4 separate regions of the Homo sapiens genome follow, and regions 2, 3 and 4 are each linked to region 1. Evidence: read pairs that join two places in POLR2A ChIA-PET (ENCODE). Cell type or tissue: CD4-positive, alpha-beta T cell. All regions are shown on one strand.

The links. Peaks named below come from ENCODE experiments on the same cell type or tissue, not always from the same donor. Only the 100,000 strongest peaks of a DNase experiment are listed, where the experiment ranks them.
Region 2: POLR2A ChIA-PET joins it to region 1 with 12 read pairs; 10 of 35 experiments call an interaction of 5 or more read pairs at or near these places.
Region 3: POLR2A ChIA-PET joins it to region 1 with 20 read pairs; 9 of 35 experiments call an interaction of 5 or more read pairs at or near these places.
Region 4: POLR2A ChIA-PET joins it to region 1 with 25 read pairs; 11 of 35 experiments call an interaction of 5 or more read pairs at or near these places.

Annotation. Positions count from the first base shown.
Region 1 is chr7:50,264,254-50,269,253 of GRCh38, forward strand. No RefSeq gene overlaps it. Among named protein-coding and RNA genes, the nearest start is that of IKZF1, 38 kb to the right of the region's middle. RefSeq lists an enhancer at 2,814-2,913. In CD4-positive, alpha-beta T cell, no CTCF peak of the experiment used is centred here; DNase peaks (open chromatin) are centred at 858, 2,828 and 4,248; H3K4me3 peaks cover 1,578 bases; H3K27ac peaks cover 4,900 bases.
Region 2 is chr7:50,333,798-50,338,797 of GRCh38, forward strand. The region is part of intron 3 of IKZF1 (IKAROS family zinc finger 1); the gene reads left to right. Among named protein-coding and RNA genes, the nearest start is that of IKZF1, 32 kb to the left of the region's middle. In CD4-positive, alpha-beta T cell, no CTCF peak of the experiment used is centred here; DNase peaks (open chromatin) are centred at 2,124, 2,504, 3,291 and 3,754; H3K4me3 peaks cover 3,097 bases; H3K27ac peaks cover 5,000 bases.
Region 3 is chr7:50,345,058-50,350,057 of GRCh38, forward strand. The region is part of intron 3 of IKZF1 (IKAROS family zinc finger 1); the gene reads left to right. Among named protein-coding and RNA genes, the nearest start is that of IKZF1, 43 kb to the left of the region's middle. In CD4-positive, alpha-beta T cell, no CTCF peak of the experiment used is centred here; a DNase peak (open chromatin) is centred at 2,804; H3K4me3 peaks cover 1,917 bases; H3K27ac peaks cover 4,787 bases.
Region 4 is chr7:50,314,413-50,319,412 of GRCh38, forward strand. IKZF1 (IKAROS family zinc finger 1) reads left to right here. Exons shown (of 8, transcript NM_006060.6): 2 at 4,636-4,689. The coding sequence starts at 4,650. Among named protein-coding and RNA genes, the nearest start is that of IKZF1, 12 kb to the left of the region's middle. RefSeq lists enhancers at 88-588, 2,042-2,381, 2,143-2,643, 3,914-3,983, 3,994-4,043 and 1 more. In CD4-positive, alpha-beta T cell, a CTCF peak has its summit at 3,119; DNase peaks (open chromatin) are centred at 1,019, 1,839, 3,109 and 3,989; H3K4me3 peaks cover 4,950 bases; H3K27ac peaks cover 5,000 bases.

The sequences.
Region 1 (5,000 bases):
TGGAGTTAGTTTCCAGGGAGGCAATGCTAGAAACATAGATAGAAGCCAGATGAAAGCAATAGTCAAAAGCATGCTCTGCAGCTTGGACTTTGTTCTGTGCTTTGAATGGAAAACTTTTCAAAGATGTTAAAAGGTAATAAGTATTCCAGGAAAATTAGTCAAGCTCTTATATAAGGTAAAGTAAAATGGGAGGACTCAGAGGCAGAGAATGAGAGCTATTGCAAGCGCCCAGCGGAATGATGCTGACAGACTTGGGTAAAGTGAGTTATTCATTCATTCATTCAGTCCCTTAAGTATTCTCAAGTATCTCAAGAAATACAGCAAAAGAACAGGGCAGGTGCAATGCTTTTTCTAATGGCACCTACTTTCTAGTGGGGAAGAGAGACAGTTAAGAGGAAAAAAAATGAATATTGTTAGAGAGGAACAGCATCATGAAGAATCATCAGGATAGTGGGGTGAAGAGTCAGATAGAGGGGCTGGTGATGTGCGAGGTTGAGTGGACAGGGAAGGCCTCAGGAGGGCAGAACAAGCCCCAGGACCAGAAAGACCAGGCAGCAGAGTGGGGAGGGAGCCTGGCTCAGGGAAAGTCTGCAGAGAGGACAGAGGTCTGACGATGCAGGGTTCATATTGAATGAGGGAAGAAAAACATGAATGAAAGACACACTAGGAAGATAGGTTCTGTTGTAGGTTCTGTGTGTCTTTGAACATGGGGGTAAGGAAGAACTTCAGGGTGATTTCAGACTTGTGATTCTCTAGGACTAAGAGGTGACAAGGAGAGGTGAGGGTTTGGCTTGGGGGGAAGGGGAAGTTTTCGGTTTTATGAAAAAGAGCAGTAGGAGATAGAGGTAGCCCATGACTCATTTGTGGCTTGAAACCTCTTTCTTATAAGAGCAAAACTATTTTCTTTCATACCATTGTGGAATTTCCGAAGCTGGAATTGCTGACTACATCACAGAACTCATTTGCTCAGCTGAGAATGTTGTGTGCCTTGGGAAAGGTGGTCACACCTACCTCTACCTACAACGTGTGAATGTGGAGTGTGCAAAAATGCCAAAGGGGCAGGACTCCAGGCATTTTTCTATCAAAACACATTTCACTAGTTTTAAATTTGGTTATGAATAGCTCTCCCAATTTTGAAATTGTTTTAAAGTTGGCTCAGAGTTAAAAAAAAAAAAACCAGCCACATTAAGAATGAAATCAGGGAGCATGAAATATAAAGGAGTGAAGATGGTGGAGGGTATAAAGAAAAACCTCTGTTGAGAGTTGAGGGATGGAAGATAACATACACAGAAGCTTAGAAACTGATTGAGGCCTTGACTCTGAGCTTCCTTGGCTTGTCTAAGTCAGGACAAAATAGGAAAACTCCAGTTTGCACAATTCACAGTCTGGTCACAGTGGATCTTGCTGCTTTTCAGGAAAAATCACATTCCTTGGCCCCGTGCTTTAGAAAGGTATATATGCATAGGATGCAAAATTATCAATAACATCCCTGGTTTTTTTAAAAAAATGGCCACAATAACAATTATTCCATGTGGCTGTTTCTTTCAACAATCCTTAGTGGAAAATCTAAGTCTGAAAAGCTTTGTGGCGTCGTCTTGAGAGGCAGAGAATTGGGTCCAGGTATGTACATTTCTGGAGGTCTGGCTTAGTCCTGGGATAAAGATTGGATAATCTTGATGAAAAGGCCATCACTACAGCCTAGGGTGTCCTGGGTAAGTGGCATCTCTGAAGGTGGTGGGTCTCGCCTAGCAGACAGGCACTGTACCTGCAGCCTGAGGGAGAGGCTCTTGCTCTGTTCAGAGAGGGTGTTATGTTAAGAGGGTCACAGAGCTGGGCTTGTGCTGGAGCACAGGGCAGGAGGGGTAGGGGGCAGGGCTGTACTGCCTTTACTGGTCTTCACCTCCTCCCTTCTGGTGGGCTCCACCAACTCTTCTTCCTGCCCCAAGTGTGTGGTCTGCATCACCCAACACTTGTGACTTTCCTGTCATTCTTTGCCCCTGTGCAATGCTACTTTGCTCTTGAGAGTCTCGGCTTTTTGCCGGGAAAGATCATCACAGCTCATCTTCCTGGAGAAACCAGAGACTATTGCCTCCCACCCTGACTTCCCAGTATGTCAGCTTGGATAAGTGCTTCAGAGGGGGTGAATGACACTTTACACTTTGAAATCAGGAGTGTCTGTTCTCAGGCTGACCCAGAGCCGCAAGGCCACCTGTGGCACCCCTTCTCCATGCCCAGGTGACTCTTCTGAGCTGTCTCTACCCCAGGCACTTCTGCAGTCCTGCCCCTCCACCTTCATTGCCTTGGCTTGTCCTAATTAAAATTTGTAATTTAAAAAAAAAAGAAAAATCAAAAGCTGGTAATCGCGAGCCTTCCTTGTAAAAAACACAGCTTATTTCTATCATTAGCAACCTGTGCTGCAACAGAGCCCCTGACACGTGCATTTCAGGAGCAATTAGGAATCGCTGGCTGCATTTACATAACATTAAAATCACTGTCTACATATGCAAAATAAAATGAATCTCTTCCCATTGCTCCCACAGGCACTGGCCTGAGATAGATTTCTATCTGTTTTTGCATTTTAGCCACATGGATTTATTTGATCTGCCCATTATTTGCTTTCCTGGTAACGGGAGGTTTCCCTCCACTCTAACTGCCTGGCCAGGAGCAGCAGGCTGGGCACACCCGCGCCAAACCACTCGGGAAGAGGGGGTGAGGCGGGGCCGCGGCCTATCTCATCTCCCCTCCCCAGCATGCCTTGCAGCTGCAGGAAGCCACCCACCCATATTTCAGAAACCACAGGCTCCTGTGGGTTCCGAGAGCCTCTGTCCTGGGTGTGCTTTGAAACATGCACACAGTTTAATGTCTTGTTAGTCACCTTCTTTTACATTGCTCAACTGGAACTGGGAAGGAGCACCAATTACTGTGAACCATGCATGGTTTGATCTTCAGTCTTCCCCTTCCCTCAAGAGCAGCCATTCTGGTAGCAATGCCCCACTGCTGCATGATAGAGTTCTAGCTCAGCTGGTGTGTAGAAAGGAGGAGGCTGTTTCTTGTTATGAACACCTTCCCACCACACAACAACGAGCTCTAAGCAAAACCAAGATGTTTTTAGCTGCCACCTGTCATATCAGAACCCAGGATGCTTCACTATGGAATGAGGAAGAAAAGCCCACCTAGTTGGAACCACGATTGAGAGTTGCTTCTCCCCTACTCCTGTGCCCCTGCAGTCTCTCTTTCCATCCAGAGCCCCTCTTCCCTCTCTCACCTGCCTACTCCCTTATTTTAGACTCAGCCCAGGGCCTGAAATGCACACTTTCCCCTCGAGCTTCTTCAGGACTTTCCTCTGGCTCCCGAGGCCCCTGCATTTCACTGCTGTAGCTTGTGGTCTGAGCCCCTGGGGGACAGAGCAATGTCTATCCCCCATCCCTGGAGCTCAGCAAAGAGTCTGGCTGCAGGAGGCACTCAGAAGATGCTCCTCAGCTTGAAGTCAAGAAGACTCTGGTTTGCCTAGCTGAGGCCTACCTGGTTGCAGAACAGTTAAAGAAGGAATATGCTAGATCAGAGGTAGCCAGCCAAGGCCAGCAGTAGACTCTGCAGCTGACACCTTTAGGCCTGCCTGAGGCTGCAGTGAGCACCTCAGCTGACCACATTCAGCCTTCCTGACTGCAAGACTGGAGAGGCCAGCATGCCTTTGCAGCTGCAACTCCAGAGCCAATCAATCAATTGCCCAGGGTAGGAACCCCTCCCAAGGCAGTGCCCTCCAGTTTATGAGGCCTCTGCACTCTGTGACTTCTCCATCCTCACAATGCCCTGTTACATGGGCAGTGATTAGCCACAATGCACAGATGAGGAAACTGAGGTTCAGAGAGGTTACACCACTTTTTCAAGATCACATAACTCATAAAGACCAAACATATGAACCTACAAATGTTGATAAATCCAAGTCACTGTGTTTTTGGTTGTTTTCTTTTCCCTAGCCACCCACTAAGCCTGGTGACAGGAGCAGCTTCATGGGCCTGCGAGCAGTGCAGTCTCTCAGGGTTTTACAGTTAATGCTCTGTGGTTGCAGTCTTGAAACTGTGAATAAATTTACCTTGAATTTGTGTTTTGTCCGTAAAGTCTGACGAAGCAATGGAGCATGCATTGGGGACTCGGAGACTCTGCTCATGTGGGGCTCCCTTCCAGGTGCCTCCCCCTCCCAGGGATGGGTTCTCAGCTACCTGCCCAAGCAACCCCCAGCAACCACTGCCATCTGCTGGGAGGGGACCTGAGCCTGTGCATGGGAATGGTTGGGCCTACACAGTTGTGAACAGGGCCCTGGGTACCTGTGAGTGTCTGCAATCTCCCCATGAGTATTCCTGTGTCCAAGGGATGTGACATTAAATAGCAAGTAAAAAACACCATGACAAGAGAGAGACCCAGAAAGAAGGAAGAAATGTTTTTCCTGCCATTTGAGCAAGGGACCCCCTAATTTCAGTTTGCACTGGGCCCTACAAATTATGTAGCAGCCCTGTCTGGCAGAGGTGTGCCAGGTAACCCTATGTGTCCACTACCTTGCAAGATGGATGGTGGGCAATTGGCCCTTCCAGTGCCCCATAGGGCCTAGTATCTTAGATTGTAGTTATTCTTAAGGAATAGGATGAAAGGAGGAACAGCAGCAAAATGCCACCTTCATGACGTGCTCCAGAGACTGACCTCCTTCCACCTCTCTCTCAAAATTCATGCTCTGCTAAGCCAAGGGCCTCATTGGCCAACAAGTTGAGTTCAGGCCACCTCCTGCTCAAAGGAGAGGATAAAAAGTATTGTTGAATATCTAAGAGCTATATTTTTAACACTTGTGTCTAAAACAAGGTCGCAATTTTGCATCTGCAATAATTTATGCCTGGAAATAAGGAAGTGAAATTCCCACCTACTGGAAAGACAGTTAGGAGGGCTGTTCCATGGGGCAAGTGTGGTTTAGAGCTGTGCAAACACACATAGCAGGTGCAGGGAGACTCAGG
Region 2 (5,000 bases), 70 kb after region 1:
GTCCATGGAGCAAATTTTGAAAATTCTATGTTATTCATCTTGCAATTTACTACCACTATCTTGGAATGCCTCGTGAAGACAGCAGGTATTGTCAGCATGAACATATCCAAACCCAGATGATCCCGGTTGGAAAGCCTCCCCTTTTTCAAATTTCCCAAACATGAAATATAGTATTACAAAATGATCTGCCCACCTCTAAGCTTTTCCATGTTTGATAAGAGAGGCCATCATGTAACAGGTTCATTGCTTCGCATTTCAAAGTAAATTTTAATTTACAGTCTTCCAGATTCGTTTTGGGTAGGATTTTTATGTCTGCTAATTTGTCAAATAGTTCAAAATGTTTAGGGATCATGATGTCTTCCACAGAACTTCATGACAGTTTTGATTTTAGATTAAAGTAAGTGACTTTTGTGCTATATCAGATAACATCTTGTACTAGGTTTTGGAATAGACCGGTGAGATCAGGCAGCAGAAGTTTAATAACTTTCCTTGGAAAACTGAAATTGATGTGTGTGTGTTTGTGTATATGTGCATGTGGTACATGTGTTGTGTGTGTGCAGGTGTCTGTATATATGTGGGGGGTATATGTGGTGTGTGATGTATGTATATGTATGTGTGTGGCATGTGTGTGTTTGTATCTATGTACATGTGGTATGTTTATGCATGTAGTTGTATGTTGTGTGTGTCATATGTTTGTGTGTGCATGTATGTGTGTGGTGTGTGTGTGTATGTGTAGTGTATATGTGTATGCTGTGTATATGTATATGGGGTGTGTATGTGTGTGGTGTGTGTATATGAATGGGATGTGTAGTGTATGTGTGTGCTGTGTATATGTGTATGGGATGTGTGGTGTGCATATGTAGTGTGTATATGTGTGTGAGATGTGTAGTGTGTGTGTGGTCTGTATATGTGTATGGGATGTGTGGTGTGCAGTGTGTATATGTGCATGGGATATGCGGTGTGTATGTATGGTGTGTTCATGTGATGTGTATATGTGTGTGGGATGCATGATGTGTGGTGGATATGTGTGTTTGGGATATGTGGTGTGTATGTGTGGGGTATGTGTGTGTATGGGATGTGTAATGTGTGGTGTGTGTGTGTGTATGGGATGTGTGGTGTATGGTGTATATATGTGTATAGGATATATGGTGTGTATGTGTGGTGTGTGTGCAAGTAATATGTATATGTGTGCAGGATATGTGGAGTGTGGTGTATATGTGTGTATTGGATGTGTGGTGTGTATGTGTAGTGTGTGTGGTGTGCATGTGTGCATGGGATGTGTGGTGTGTATGGGATATATGGTGTGTGGTGTGTATATGTTTATGGGATGTGTGGTATGTATGTGTGATGTGTATGTGTATGGGATATATGATGTGTATGGGATGTGTGGTGTGTGGTGTGGATATGTATATGGGATGTATGGTGTGTATGTGTGTGAGATGTGTGGTGTGTATATGTGTTGTGTGTGAGATGTGTGGTGTGTATATGTGTTGTGTATGTGTATGGGATGTGTGGTATGTGGTGTGTATGTGTGTATGGGAGGTGTGTTGTGTATGTGTGTGTGGGATGTGTGGTGTGTGGTGTGTATGTGTGTATGGGATGTGTGGTGTGTATGTGTGGTGTGTATGTGTGTATGGGATGTGTGGTGTGTGTGTGGTGTGTATGTGTGTATGGGATGTGTAGTGTGTATGTGTGGTGTGTATGTGTGTATGGGATGTGTGGTGTGTGGTGCATAGTGTGTATGTGTGTATGGGATGTGTGGTGTGTGGTGTGTATGTGTGTTGTATGTGTATGGGATGTGTAGTGTGTATGTGTGTTATATGTGTATGGGATGTGTGGTGTGTATGGGATGTATGGTGTGTATGTGTGTATGGGAAGCGTGGTATGTGGTGTGTATATGTTTATGGGATGTGTGCTGTGTATATGTTTATGGGATGTGTGGTGTGTATGTGTGTATGGGATGTGTGGTGTGTCTGTGGTGTATGTGTGCACATGCATGTGGCAGCTGAGCCACTGGGGTGTTTGCTGTGCCTGGGAGCAGGCCATGTGGGTAGGTAGGCCTGGCTCTATTGATTCCTAGCTGTTGGCCCTGGCAGGTGGCTCTGCTGTTCCTTCATTGTGAGGTGAGGGCGCCCCCTCACCCGATCCTGGCTGTCATGTCTGTGAAGCCTGACCCAGCAGGGCACAGCATAGAGGGCTGTCCAGAGCAGCTGCACTGATATCATCATCATCTGCATTTTGGCCTGCTCCATGTCTGACATTCCTGTTAAGCAGGTGGCTTTAGGGAGAAGCATTGACACACTGACCCCTACAAAAAGCTTACAGTTCCTCAGTGATAAAACACAGGGTGCAGCCCGTGGCCAGGCTGGGTCCCCGGAGAAGACTCAGTTGGCAAACGCCATGTGGTTGCCACAGCTGGAAGCACTGGGGGAGGAGGAGCCCTGCCTGGCCCCGGCGGGGGCAGGGGGAGGGTGCAGGGGGAGGGTGCAGAGGGAGGGGATGAGTCATTTTGCCACAGGCACGCATGTGCTGGTGAAGGGGCGTGCGTGGGGACCATGGGTCACATCTCGGCTGTCCCCTTCTTTAGGAAGGGGTGGAGGTGGCAGGAGTGGGGCGGGTTGCAGGCTCAGAGGCACAGGAGGCCCGCACTCGCTCTGAGGCTGAGGAATAAAGGGTGTGGTGCTGGAAAGGGAACCCTCAAACCTGCTGACCTGGGAATAGCCCTTCAGGGGGCCTGTCAGATAGCTCGCCCTTGGGACAGGCGGTGGCGAGAGGCCAGGAGGCCTTTGGTGCAGGAGGGGAAGAAAGGCAGGGAGGGGCGTCTCAGAGGGCAGAGAAGGGCATCTCAGCAGCCCCGTGGTGTTTGCCCCTTTGAGGCGGTTCCATCCGTTGGCTGCATTGTCCACTTCGGTGACTGGGGCCACAGTGATTCTGCTGAATGCAATGGGAACTGTACCCAGAGTAGGGGTTCGCATGAGACCAAGGGATGGTGTCTAGCCACGGAACAGTCTGGAAGGTAGGGATGTAAGTCATAGGGCAAGTTCCATCTGTGGGACACTATCAGCTCAGGAGGGACAGCCAACAAAACAGCAGGACCACAGGGGCCCTGGGGAGTAAATGCCTTTAATTGTCTAAGAGAGGAGCAAAGAAGGAGACAGAGTGAGTTGTGTGATTCGGGTAAAATTTCTAGAAAGAAACATGGCGAGAGGAGTTGCTGGGGACAGGATAATGCCCTAGAAAGAGGTGTCTGGGGGTTGGCGGTGGGTTTCCCACAAGCGGCTCGGTAGGATTGGGGCAAAACCAACCATGTGAGAGGGACCGGGAGCGGCACAGGAGAGGAGGCAGCAGCTGTGGGCTGTCAGGCATCAGGAACCAAGGGAAGAAAGAAGACAAGGAGCTGGTTGGGGTCGGGGGTCACAGGACTAGGGGATGGTATTTACAGGGTAGTCTTTTTAGGAGAATGTTTAAATGTGATTGAAGTCCAGTAAGTGGGAGCTAGCAGAATAGAAAGGATTAAAATCTAACTAGCAGCCCCAGGGTAGGCCGGCGTGAGTCACCTATGAGCTGGGCCTGGGCCTGGACTATCCCCTAGGTTTCCTCTTGGCGCTCTTCTCCCTTCCCTCAGGGCTCTGTGCAGTGGTCTCCACACAGAGAGGTCTTCCTGGACACATGCCCTAAGATAGCGTTCTCAGCACTGTTGCTCCTTGCCCTGCCTTATAGCAGCAACGTCACCACTCGTAGATGAAGGACTCAGCTCTGATTTGCTCCCTGCGTGATCCCCAGTACCTGGGCATCCCCCAGCCTAGAGTAGGTGCTGTCTGATACATTGGTATTGAATGAATGAATGGGAATGTGGCACTGCTTTCTCAAAGATGAGGGCAAATGGAGCATGTAGGACAGTAGAGAGAACTTTCAAAGTGAGAGGAGAGAATTTGAGGCTGCATCTGATGTTCATCATCTTATTTTAGGTCACTGTTTCTCAGTGGGCACGATGATATTTGATGTAGGGGGCACTTCTTTGGGTGAGACTGTCCCTCCCATTGCAGGATATTTAGCCACCCACATCACAAGTGGTACCATGGTGATTGTGATACCCAAAATGTCTCCACATTTCTCAGGTGAGGACCCTGCTGGAAAAGCCACCAGTTAGCCCGGACACATTCGTCCTCACTTCCTTCAGTACTTCCCACTCGTAAGAGCTTTGAAAATTCAGAAGGGCAATCTTTGGCAGATTTGTTAAGGTTTTTTAATATAGCCAGTAATGTTCCAGAATCTGACATGTGAATTTTAAAAAAAAACTATAGAGAAATTGGACCAGAAAGGTTGAAAAATGCCAAACCTTGCATTTTCAACCATGCTTGCAGTGATGACTATGTGTCTTCAAAGGTGCAGATTAACTATGGAAAGTTGCTTATTTTTATAAACAAAAACCAATGTTAATCTTCATTTTATTTTGATGCCTTACACTCAAGATCACATTGAACCTAATTCGTTCAATAAATAGAACCAACTTCTAGAAAATAAAGAGATCCTTAGATTAAAAGTGCTGTCAGAGTAGATAGATAACATTTTCTGTTGCCGGGTTTTTGGTCCCAGTTTTATTTTCTGCCTTGTTCCATCTGTGTTGAAAGAATAGTTAGCTCTGTGTATAAAACAACCAACTGACATTTCGTTAACTTTCCTTCTACATGGGGTTTCAGAAAGAAATGGGGAAAAAAAGGCTGGGGGGTTGAGCTGTGGTTGCCAGTTGCCACCTGTCCCCCTATCTGGTTAGGGCATTTTCTGATTTGGGAAGTGTAAATATAACCCAGAAAAAACAGCTTCCCCTCCTTTTATGCAAAAGTAGAAAGGCTTAAACAGAGTACAGCCTTAACATTGCCCCGGAAAGTTTCCACAGAACCCGTTAGACTAAATGAAAGCTCTTGCTCTGGGGGAGTGGGCCATGCCAGGAAGCTGCCCTACCAAGCCCTCTCTTGCTGGCAAGGCAGGGCTGGGCCTGG
Region 3 (5,000 bases), 81 kb after region 1:
AAGCTTTGCTATATAATTAAAATATTCTTAGAAGTCTGGAGTCTGTGAAGGTCACACCCTCTGGTCTTCTCCCAGCCCATAGGGTATAAATAATCTGAATTGACGGCATCCAGGGATCTCAGAAATTATTAGTACATCCCACAGTGAATTACCACCTTACTAAAATATTCATGGGTATATACTATGGATTTGTTTTATCCTATTTAGTCTTAAAAACTATAAAGAAATCTGCAGGCTTATTAACATATTACTCAGAATCATATTGTCTCCAAAGCACAAACTGAATCAGTTACAAGATATTGGACTAGAGATCATGGCAAATCAGAGGTACATAAGACCTAGTTCCGTTGTGGAGCTAAACAAACTGCAGAGACCTAAAGGGAAGCCTTGCACCACACTCTAGGTTTGGAGCTCAGGTTTTGAGTGGTGTCAGCACTCCAGAACACATGGGATCCCCGGGAGGTGGAAATTGAGCCGTCTTTGGAGAATCAGCTAATGAGACAGATGCATGTTAAATGTCTGTTGTGGCCCAGGCACTCTGCTAGGCAGAGGGGTGAACCAGAAGAATGAGATTCATGGGGCCAAAGAATTTGCCTTCTGGTGTAAGAAAAGATGGAGGCAGCTTGGCAGAAAGAAAAAAAAGGTAAAAGATAGAAATGAAATACAGAATAATCTATCTCCTCATCCCACAAGCAATTCTGCCTGGTTTGTGGCTCACGCCTGTAATCCCAGCACTTTGGGAGGCCGAGGCAGGAGGATCACTTGAGGTCAGGAGTTCGAGACTAGCCTGGACCACAAGGTGAAACCTCATCTCTACTAAAAATGCAAAAAAATTTAGGGCCGGGTGCAGTGGCAGTTCTGCCTGGTTTGAACATCTGGTTCAGTTAAAATACTTCATGAAAATATTTAGCTTGATGCACTGAAATCCATCACTGCTTTTGTGGGATGCACTGACTGCAGTCTGACTGTTCTCCTAGTGGAAAGGGGAGCAATAGCTTCTGTCTGCATGTGCATGAAACAGATGGAAATTTAGAAGAGATTCTAGTGCAGACAACTTCATCCCACCCCCGCTGCCCACAGAGCTAGCCATGTGCACGGTGTGTTTGAACAATGTTATGTTGCTGCTGTGCACAGAGATCCCCAGTCTCATAAAACATACTGGATGGAAGGCTGTCGAGAGATCATCAGGCCCCAGTGCATAAGTTCTTCCTAAGCATCCTTAACAGGTGATCACCTCGCCTATTGAGAACCCTCAGGAGGCAGCCCACTTACGGAAGCACTGATTGTTACAAAAGCCCTGAACTAAATCTGCTTGTCTCTAAAGCCAGCCCTGCAGATGTCTGCAGTGTAACTACTTTCTCTTCTCTCAAGCAGTTCAGCCCTTCAAATCATTGACAACAGCTCTACAAAGCCCTCTAAATAGCCCGTTCTCCTGGCTAAAGTGTGTTGGTTTCCTCAGCATATGATGAAATAAACACCATGATGCCTTTGCCTTGCTTTTTCTTGCTGGTCTCACTCTTCCCTGGCATTCTTCAATGTGCCCAAGTCCTTCCTAGAACATTGCACCCAAAGGGCCTTCCTGGTCTTTCCAGGGAATGCAGAATGAAAAAGAAATCCCATCCCCTGCCTCGAAAGGAGCTCTTCTGTGTGTAAGTGTACCTTCCCCCTCAGGGCATAATGGGAAACAGTTTGCCAAAGCTAACTGTGTAATTTCACATGACTCACTGCCGTTAGTCTGAGAAAGCATGGCATATTAAACTCATTTTCCATGCTTCCCAACTTTATTTACTATTCCATTTCTGAGGGGCAGAGAGCTGAGCAGGAATAACACCTTCCTTGCTCCTCCTAATGGGGCACATGTGCACATATAAAATTGTGTTCGATCTTTGCAGCCACGACCCATGTTAACTGTCAACTGAGAACTCATGAGTCAGTTTCTCAGGAACAGCCCTGAAGACATTATCTCCTGCATCTTGTATTTGTGCCTTTGATATTTGGAGGGAAGGGTAGGATCTGGCAATTATCGTTATCTCATTTGGTTCAGTGTATTTCATTTCAGCCTGTTAAGATCTTTTGGAAATACTGTATGTGCTAGTTACAGGGACAGTGATAAATAAGACAGCATTCCTGTCCTTGAGATGCTATTTCCACAGCTCCATGAGATGCCTAGTTAAAAACAGAGCCTTTTTTGGAAACAGCCTACTAATCTGTTAAAATAATAATGGAAAAAGATAAAGTTAGCATACCTGAGCTGCAAGGGCTGCCTCCTGGTCTGATCTCTGATAAGGATCAGATCCTAGAGCCTCTGAGATCCCTGTCCTCCCTGTCTGCACAAGCACTCGCAGAAGGAGAAACAGTTTACGGTGGTTCATCATGACTTTGAACCAAGCTTAAAGTCAAAGTCATACTCTTTAAACCATTGGAAACCAAGTTTTTGCGAGTTGCCTAAAGTGGGCAAAAATCCCACAATGCACCTGAGCACAAGCAGGAAAACATGCCATTGTCTCCCCAGGAGCCCTCCTTGACTTCTACTTTACTTTATCCATTGACACTAGTCTTATAAGTAGCTTTGTCTGTCCAATTTTTAATTGAATTTCGTTTTTATTTTCGTGAGTGGAAATATCACTTTGAAAGAAATCAGTCCTCTCCTGAAATCCAGAATTCCTGGAGCTCAGTTTACATGTTTGACGCGTGTCACATGATTCCACAAGTCACTCAAGGGCAGGAGGATTACCATCGATACGGAAAGATTTCTTAGAAAGCTTAAGTGAAAGGGAAACCAGGGAGAAAGTGTGCTTCGTGAGAATAGGTATGCGGACGGCTCTTTGTGACGCTCTGTGCAACCCTCGTGTTTGCATTGAACCAAGCTGTGCTGCAGATGGACACCCATCCCATTTCCCCGACTCATACCAGGGAGGCCCACTTTGCAAGGTACACAGAGGGGACCACAGAGCAGGGGGCCATGCAGGGGACCAAGGGACATTTTAGTGTAACCAAAGTGTGAAGTATGCCCTTTATTTCAAAAGAATAAAGAAAATCACAGGTTTTCCCGCTGATATGCCAGGGACATTTCCAAGAGAATTCCTTTTTTGAGAGAAATCTCCTTTGATATCCCATCAGTCAGCCATACTGCATAATTGTTAGATAGTGAAAGAAATTCATTTTTTAAGTTTGTCAGAAAAATAAATTCTTTGAAGTCTTAAATTGTTGCCTCCGGACATGACATATCTGGCTCTTCCAGAATCCATGTTAGTCCTAGCTGAGGAAGAAGGAGAAGGAGAGGGGCGTTTGTTGATTATTGATTTTGTAAGATGCCCCACACGTTGGCTATTAGCAGAATTCTCACTTCTAAAAGGAAAATGAGTGTGAGCTATGTTCAATGAGAAACAGTTATTTTTGGGACATTCTTTGAGGTAAAACACCTCCTTAAGATGCTGCTTCCTTATTGCTATGGGACCAAGATTAGAGCAAGAACATAGTGGTTTTCAGACCCTGGACATCATCCACAGCCGCAGCAGAGGCCCTGCCCACTTGAACAATGAGACAGGCCACCATTTTGTTTCGAGAATGAGCAAAGTGAACCACCATGCCAGATATTGTTAAGTCAGCAACTCTTCTGAAGATGGACATAGTAAAAAATAAACAAACAAGGCAGCACTTGAGATGGTCATGGCAGAGCAATCTCAACAAGCGATTTGTTATTTTGCACAGTGATGTACCCACTCATTGAATAAAATGCACCAGAACCATGCACTACAGATGCTAAGGAGAGTTGTCCTTCAACAAAGGAGATAGGCCCCACTGGCCGTGGGGCAGTTTATGTTATTTGGTCCTTGTCATGGGCAGGCATGGCCCTTTCTATGCTTCACAGATGAGGAAGGTCCCTGGCACAGGTCCAGTCTCCAGCATGGCCTAGAGGTGGCAGGTGCTACTTAGCATCGCCAGCCTCCTGCTTGGTCATGGGGTCAGCCAGTTTATAACACGAACGGAGGTTAATGAACTGATCTTCCCATCGCACAACTGGTATGAACCCACATCTTCTGATTATAAATCTTTTGCTCTTTAACTCTTAGTCATTACCACTGTCTAGTGTAGGCCTGTGTGTTCATGGCCTTTGTTGCCACCAAAAGATCAACTATTAGCTGAATAACATACTGAGACATGTTGGTGTTGTGTTCTAAATAGCACTAGTAAACTGTTAGGGAAATCTGACTATATAGCTACTATCCAGTCTAGTTTTTCTTGCGAAGTGTTTGTTGAGTGTGTAATGAGGAGTAAGGAAGGTGAATAAGAAATGGCCTGAGTCTTTATAAAATAAGCAAGGAGAGAAAACAGTTTTGATGAGAAGCGCATGGAATTTTTAGAAGATAGGACGTGTATTATGTACCTATAAGAATGGGTAGGATTTTAGAAGAGATGGATGGGGAAAAGGAACAGGGAGTGGGAACAAAACGTGGACCAAGGAAGAGCAGGTTTAGCCATGGAAGCCTCACCGCCGGCTTTGGTTTATCGTGGGCCAAGGGGACAGACCCTGTGGGGAGGGCTGGCAGCAGGGAGGTCTTCCAGAAGTCTATCCTGCAGGCAGTAACAGCCACCCAGTCTATAAGCTGAGTGGGCATGGGGGTGATGGGGAATGGGTGGGGAGTTATTGGGGTAACTTACCCCAAAATGATAGCTAGCTGGAACCATTTATTCTATTGCATTTTATCAATAAATCTTATAGGAAGTACCATCCTAGTGAAAACCCTGTCACATTGAGGGCATTCATGCTTATGTTTTAAAACATGTTATTGGGTCTATGAAAAATAAGGCTGAAACCTATGAGCACCCTCCATGCAAAGTTTCAGTCAAGACTTTGGAAACAAGACAGTGTCTTACTCACTTTATAAATTCATTCAGAAAGCCGTAGGTTTGAAAATTCCAAACTTAGATGTAAGAAGCTCTGAGAAACACATGAAATCACCCCCACATCAGTAGAGATGTCTCAGCAGACATGGGAA
Region 4 (5,000 bases), 50 kb after region 1:
ACAATTGTTCTTAAAGCTTGTAGAATTACTGTGTGCTACCAACAGACAGGCTAATTTTGAGTGACCCTCAGTACTTTGTACAGTTAATTTGGCACGCTGTGTACTTAGTGGCTTTTTAACAGCTATAAATTTGGGCTGCTAGAAAAGTAGTAAAGTTGTGATTCTTGACAGGCATCTATCTGCATTTTCATTTTTACTTCATTTGTCTAGACTCAGCTTGTCAGAATTATGGAAGAGACTCCTTGTGTCAGGGCAAGCACTGTGAAGAGAGGTATTCACTGTCAGAAAAGAGAGGGGAGCTGGAGGCAGCTCAGAGGCCTGAGACCCGCCTCCACAGGAGCCCCAGCAGGTTCGGTGGAGCTCTGGCCACACTCTCCTTTGGGATGCTGAAGTCAGAATGAGTTCACTTCCCAGCCAGTCTTGCCAAGGCTCCTCACCTGGAAGCAGCAACTGCCCAGGGCTGTTGGATGTTTCTCCCCAGGGGACAGCCAGGTCCCAGTCCCGCCTCGGTGTGGAAGGAGGAAAGGCAGGGTCCAGGAAGCTGTTTCAGGACAGGCCCAAGGTCCCCCAGGGATGCCTTTCAGGGTCAGCGGAGGCTGTAAATCAGCAGGGCCCACACGGCCTGGAAGAGGCCCCTGTGCTGTCGGCTTGCCCGGCTTGCCCGGCTCCTAGTCCGGCTTCTGCTCCTCCTTTGTAAAGTTATGGATATGCTAATAGTTTCCAACTGAGACTAGGAAAGTAAGTCCTACTTGACACTGTTTGGTCAGAAAGAGGGAGAGAAAGGAGAAGGACAGAGAGAGACTGAGAGAGAGACAGTCTCAGACAAAGGGAGACGGAGGGAGGGAGGGAGAGACAGAGAAAGAGATGGGAGGTAGGTGTGGGAGGAGGGAGAGATGCAGAAGGCAGAGGAAAGACAGACAGAGATTTAGACCTCCCAAGTCAGTGAGCAGTCCAGAGTTGGAGTGGAGGGTGCCTGGTGGCTTGTGACTGCAGACTCCACTCCCCGCTCCTAGAGGCACAGCCATGGACAGCTTCTGTCACGTTGGCCCTGCACTTATCTCTGCATCTATTTCCCCTTGTGCAAGATTCAGAACTGCATGCTCCAAAAAAACAATAAAAGCATTCATGTTCATAAGAATTGCACAGGTAAAAGGTAGTTTGCTGATATTGTTGTATTTTTTACTATCGCTTCTTTTAGGTCTTGCCTGAAATTGTTTGGGTTTCCCAGGCAAAGTAGAAAACTGCGGTACGTTTCTGTGAAATAATTATTCCTTCTGGCATCTCCCTTTACAGACCTACTGATCTTGATTTTTCATTTAGGTGAAAGTTTGTGAAAACATGCCATTAGCTTGCTTTGTGATTAACTCCTTTTACTGAATGTGAGCTCCTTTTAAATTGAGGCCATATCAAGCTTAAATTCCATATTTTACCCGGCACTCTGCATTTCTTCCATGTGGGAGAGGAGGGGCTCAGTAAGTGCTTTGTAAAATACACAGCCGAAGTGATGCACGTGCTAACAAAGGAGTGTGACAGGACTTAAGTGCCCTTCTAGACACTTCAGGCTCCCCTTTGTAAGCTGTCTTGGAAGAGGCCACATTTCCTTTCCCTCAAACAGTTTCTCATTGTTTGATTATTCTTTTAGCCTTTCTCTGGAAGCAAAGCCACTTTTACGAGAAAGTCACTGCTTTTTCATCTCAAGAGATGCAAGTTTGGAGTTTGGGGAAGTTTTCAGGTGCCCGTCAAGTCATCCTTTATGATGTCAGACGAGTCAGGCCACAGAATTCACAGGGCTCAGTGCAGACCGAAAACTTGAGGCCTCTTGTTCAGAAATTATTAAAAATTTTGGTGAACATCACCCCAAGCAAAGAGATCCCCTAAGCACCAGCCCCCAAGCAACTGCACTCATAAGCCCATGAAGCCCCCTGCTGTCAGAAACAATGTGGTTGAAATTGTGTATGCACTTGGAAGTGAGATGGATTGCAAAACACAGGTCTCCATGCTGGGGCAGGAGTGGTGATAGGGCATGGAGTGGAAATGTCCAGCAGGCCCACGTGCGAAAATGCAGAGCTCTCTGGCTCTTGCAGACTTGGCTGCTGACAATAGACGCGCTCCAGGAAGGTGCTCGCTGTGGTGTGATCTGCTGCCCACCCCTAGCTCCCTCCAGGAGACTGGTGCGGGGACTGTTTGCAAATGACTGCAAAAGTAAGAAGGTTCCCACAGAGCAGAGCTTGATTTGGGGACCAGCCGAGGGCAGTTTGTCAGGATTCCGGCTTGAAACTGTTCTCACATCTCACCGCCTGAAAGGACGAGTGTGTCCAGAGGACTTAGCATTGATCACCTCTGTCTCCATGCAGCAAACTCAGAGGCTCAGCCCGCATTCCACTGGAAGGGCGTTTGCCAGTGGTGTTGGTTGGAAGAGCCTTGACTTTGCCTTAGGAAACATCTTTTTTTAAGAATTGAAAATAACTTGAGTATGCAACAGTAGGGCATTTGTTATATAAATTAGTTGACTAGTGTGTAGCCAGTAAAATGATGATGGTGGTGTGTATTTGTTAAATAAAAAGATATGTGTGGTATTAAATTAAAAAATATTTTAAAACAACATATTTGTAATCTGTTTAGTGTCCTCTTTTTGTAAAAAGTACAGAAATAAATATACAGAAAAAATAGTAGTCCTAAGTGGTAGAAATTATGAGCATTTTCTTGCCTTTAAAAAAAGTTGTAAAAGATTGTATCATTTATGTAGCAAAAAGTTTTAAGTCAGCATTCTAAAAATTTCGTGTTGTTATAGTTGCTGTGACAAGATTTAACTTCTGTATGCTTCACCAATCAATACAGAGGTATTTAAGACCCGGTGTGTGATAGGCCGCGCTAAAATACTATACACATCTTCAGAAAACTAGAGAACTAACTTCTAACTTCCTATATTAGTGTGGCACGGCTGTTACAAAGATTTTTCTCATTTGAGTCTATCTTGCTTCTTTATCATTGTTTTGACAGTTTCAGAAGAATCGTGGCTTTTCCCCTTTTTTACAGTAAAGGTACCTGAGACTCTTGACGTATTGCTTTTTGGAAATGCTTGTGCTGGTCACATGCTTGCATCTGGGCTAGTGTGTCTGGCTTCCGTGTGCTGGTGGATGCTTACTCTGTTTTCTGAAATACTTTTTCTGTACAGTGGCCACTAGCTGTACTCCTAAGCCACACACCTACCTTGAAAATTCATGTCACTTTTAGAAATAGATAAAAGCCCCTCCCATCCAGAAAAAGTGACTATCATGTATATCCTCATCATGACTAATACTGATATTCCTGAAATTGAAAATACATATTCCATATGTACCATAAAAGGTATTAAAGATATATGGAGTGATAGATATATTATATATAACACTTCTACCCTCACAGTTTTCAGCCTAATTGAGAGGGTAAGATCCCTGAATCATCCATCAGTTTTTCAGGTCTCTGCTGAAAGCAGGCCACAGCTCAGATCCACACATCTGAACCAGAGACAGAGGTGGCCAAAAATAAAAAGGGGGACAGGGGGACAACCTGGTTTAGAGTCAACAAATAGACTGCATTTTCTGGTTAGTGAAGGAGCTCTCCTGAAAGTCATATACCAGAGCATAAATGAGCAGATTTCCTTGAGGTCACCTTCTGCTGGCCATAGCTTTCTTATCTGTGGAGCTGCCAGCTGTCATCCACTTTGGGGCACCTGAGACTGCCGAGCGGCAGGCCAGGACCCAAGTGCGAAAACACAGAACACCTTTTTGTTTCTACTCCACTGATGCTGGGGTTCTCTCCCTGGTGTTTGTGGCTCGTAGTACACTCTGTGGAACATTCACTATGGTCATCGAAGGGCAGCATCTTCCCAGTTGTTTCTTTCTTTTCTTTTTTTTTTTTAATTTAAACCGATCTGAGAAGCCAGCCATCTGTCAGCAAAACAGGAAGGCTCGGGCTGTCTCCTGGGCTCGTTTTGCTGCCGTAGTGAGCGTCACTTCTCCCCGTGTAAGAGTGCTGGTGAAGGCTGAGGCAAGGGCCCAGAAAGATTGAGGGACAAAGACAGGAGCGCCCGCATTGCCCATCTGCCAGGCTGGAGGTGTATTCATTATTGATGGAGGTAGTGCAGTTGCTGCTCAGATATGCAGCCCTGCCTGGGTAAATGAGACATTCTTCAGCAAATTGCTTCGTTTTTTGATTGCTGATTGTACGCGTGTCACCAAGCTGACTCAAGGTTCATCGATGCATGCTCAGTAAATTAGAAAGAACATAACTATGGATCAGCCAAGAGAATGAATTCTGTGCCTACAATGACCCAGGGCCATTTAATTTTCTGCTTAATTTTGTTGCAGTCAGTTTGCATTTTGGGTTATTATGCAGTAGGAAATTAACAATAAATAACAAATTTGGTCCTCCTGTGCTTGTAATGATATTTTTATAAATCTTTGTAATGCTGTTTTTAAAAGGATCAAGGTCTGTGCCAGTCTGATACTCCAGCAAGTATGTGAGGAGGAAAATGCATTATTCTTGCTAGATAACCTTGTTGTTAAATAGCATAGGGGTTCTTTATCTCTCTCTCTTTCTCATATCTTATTAGTATTTTTGCTTTAAACTAAAATCCCTTCCTCTCTTTCTCAGATAACCTGAGGACCATGGATGCTGATGAGGGTCAAGACATGTCCCAAGTTTCAGGTGAGACCTTATGAGATAGCTGTGTGGGAAGTTCATGAGAAAAGCTTCCCTGGGGCCGGAAGTCACAGTGCTTGGTATGCTCATGGGGGAGGAATAGGGGCTATTCTGCAAAAGAAAAGACCATGATGGAATTTGCCTGAGTGTTTCCTTCACCTGTTACAAATTATCTCACTTTGAGCTGAACAGAAAGCCTCCAAGATGAAATTAGTTTTACTGTTAAACTTCAGGAAAAAAAAACGGGAAGAGTTAAATACATTTTTGTACTGTTGGAAGGAAAAATGGCTGATTGGTTTAAAACCCAAACACATGCC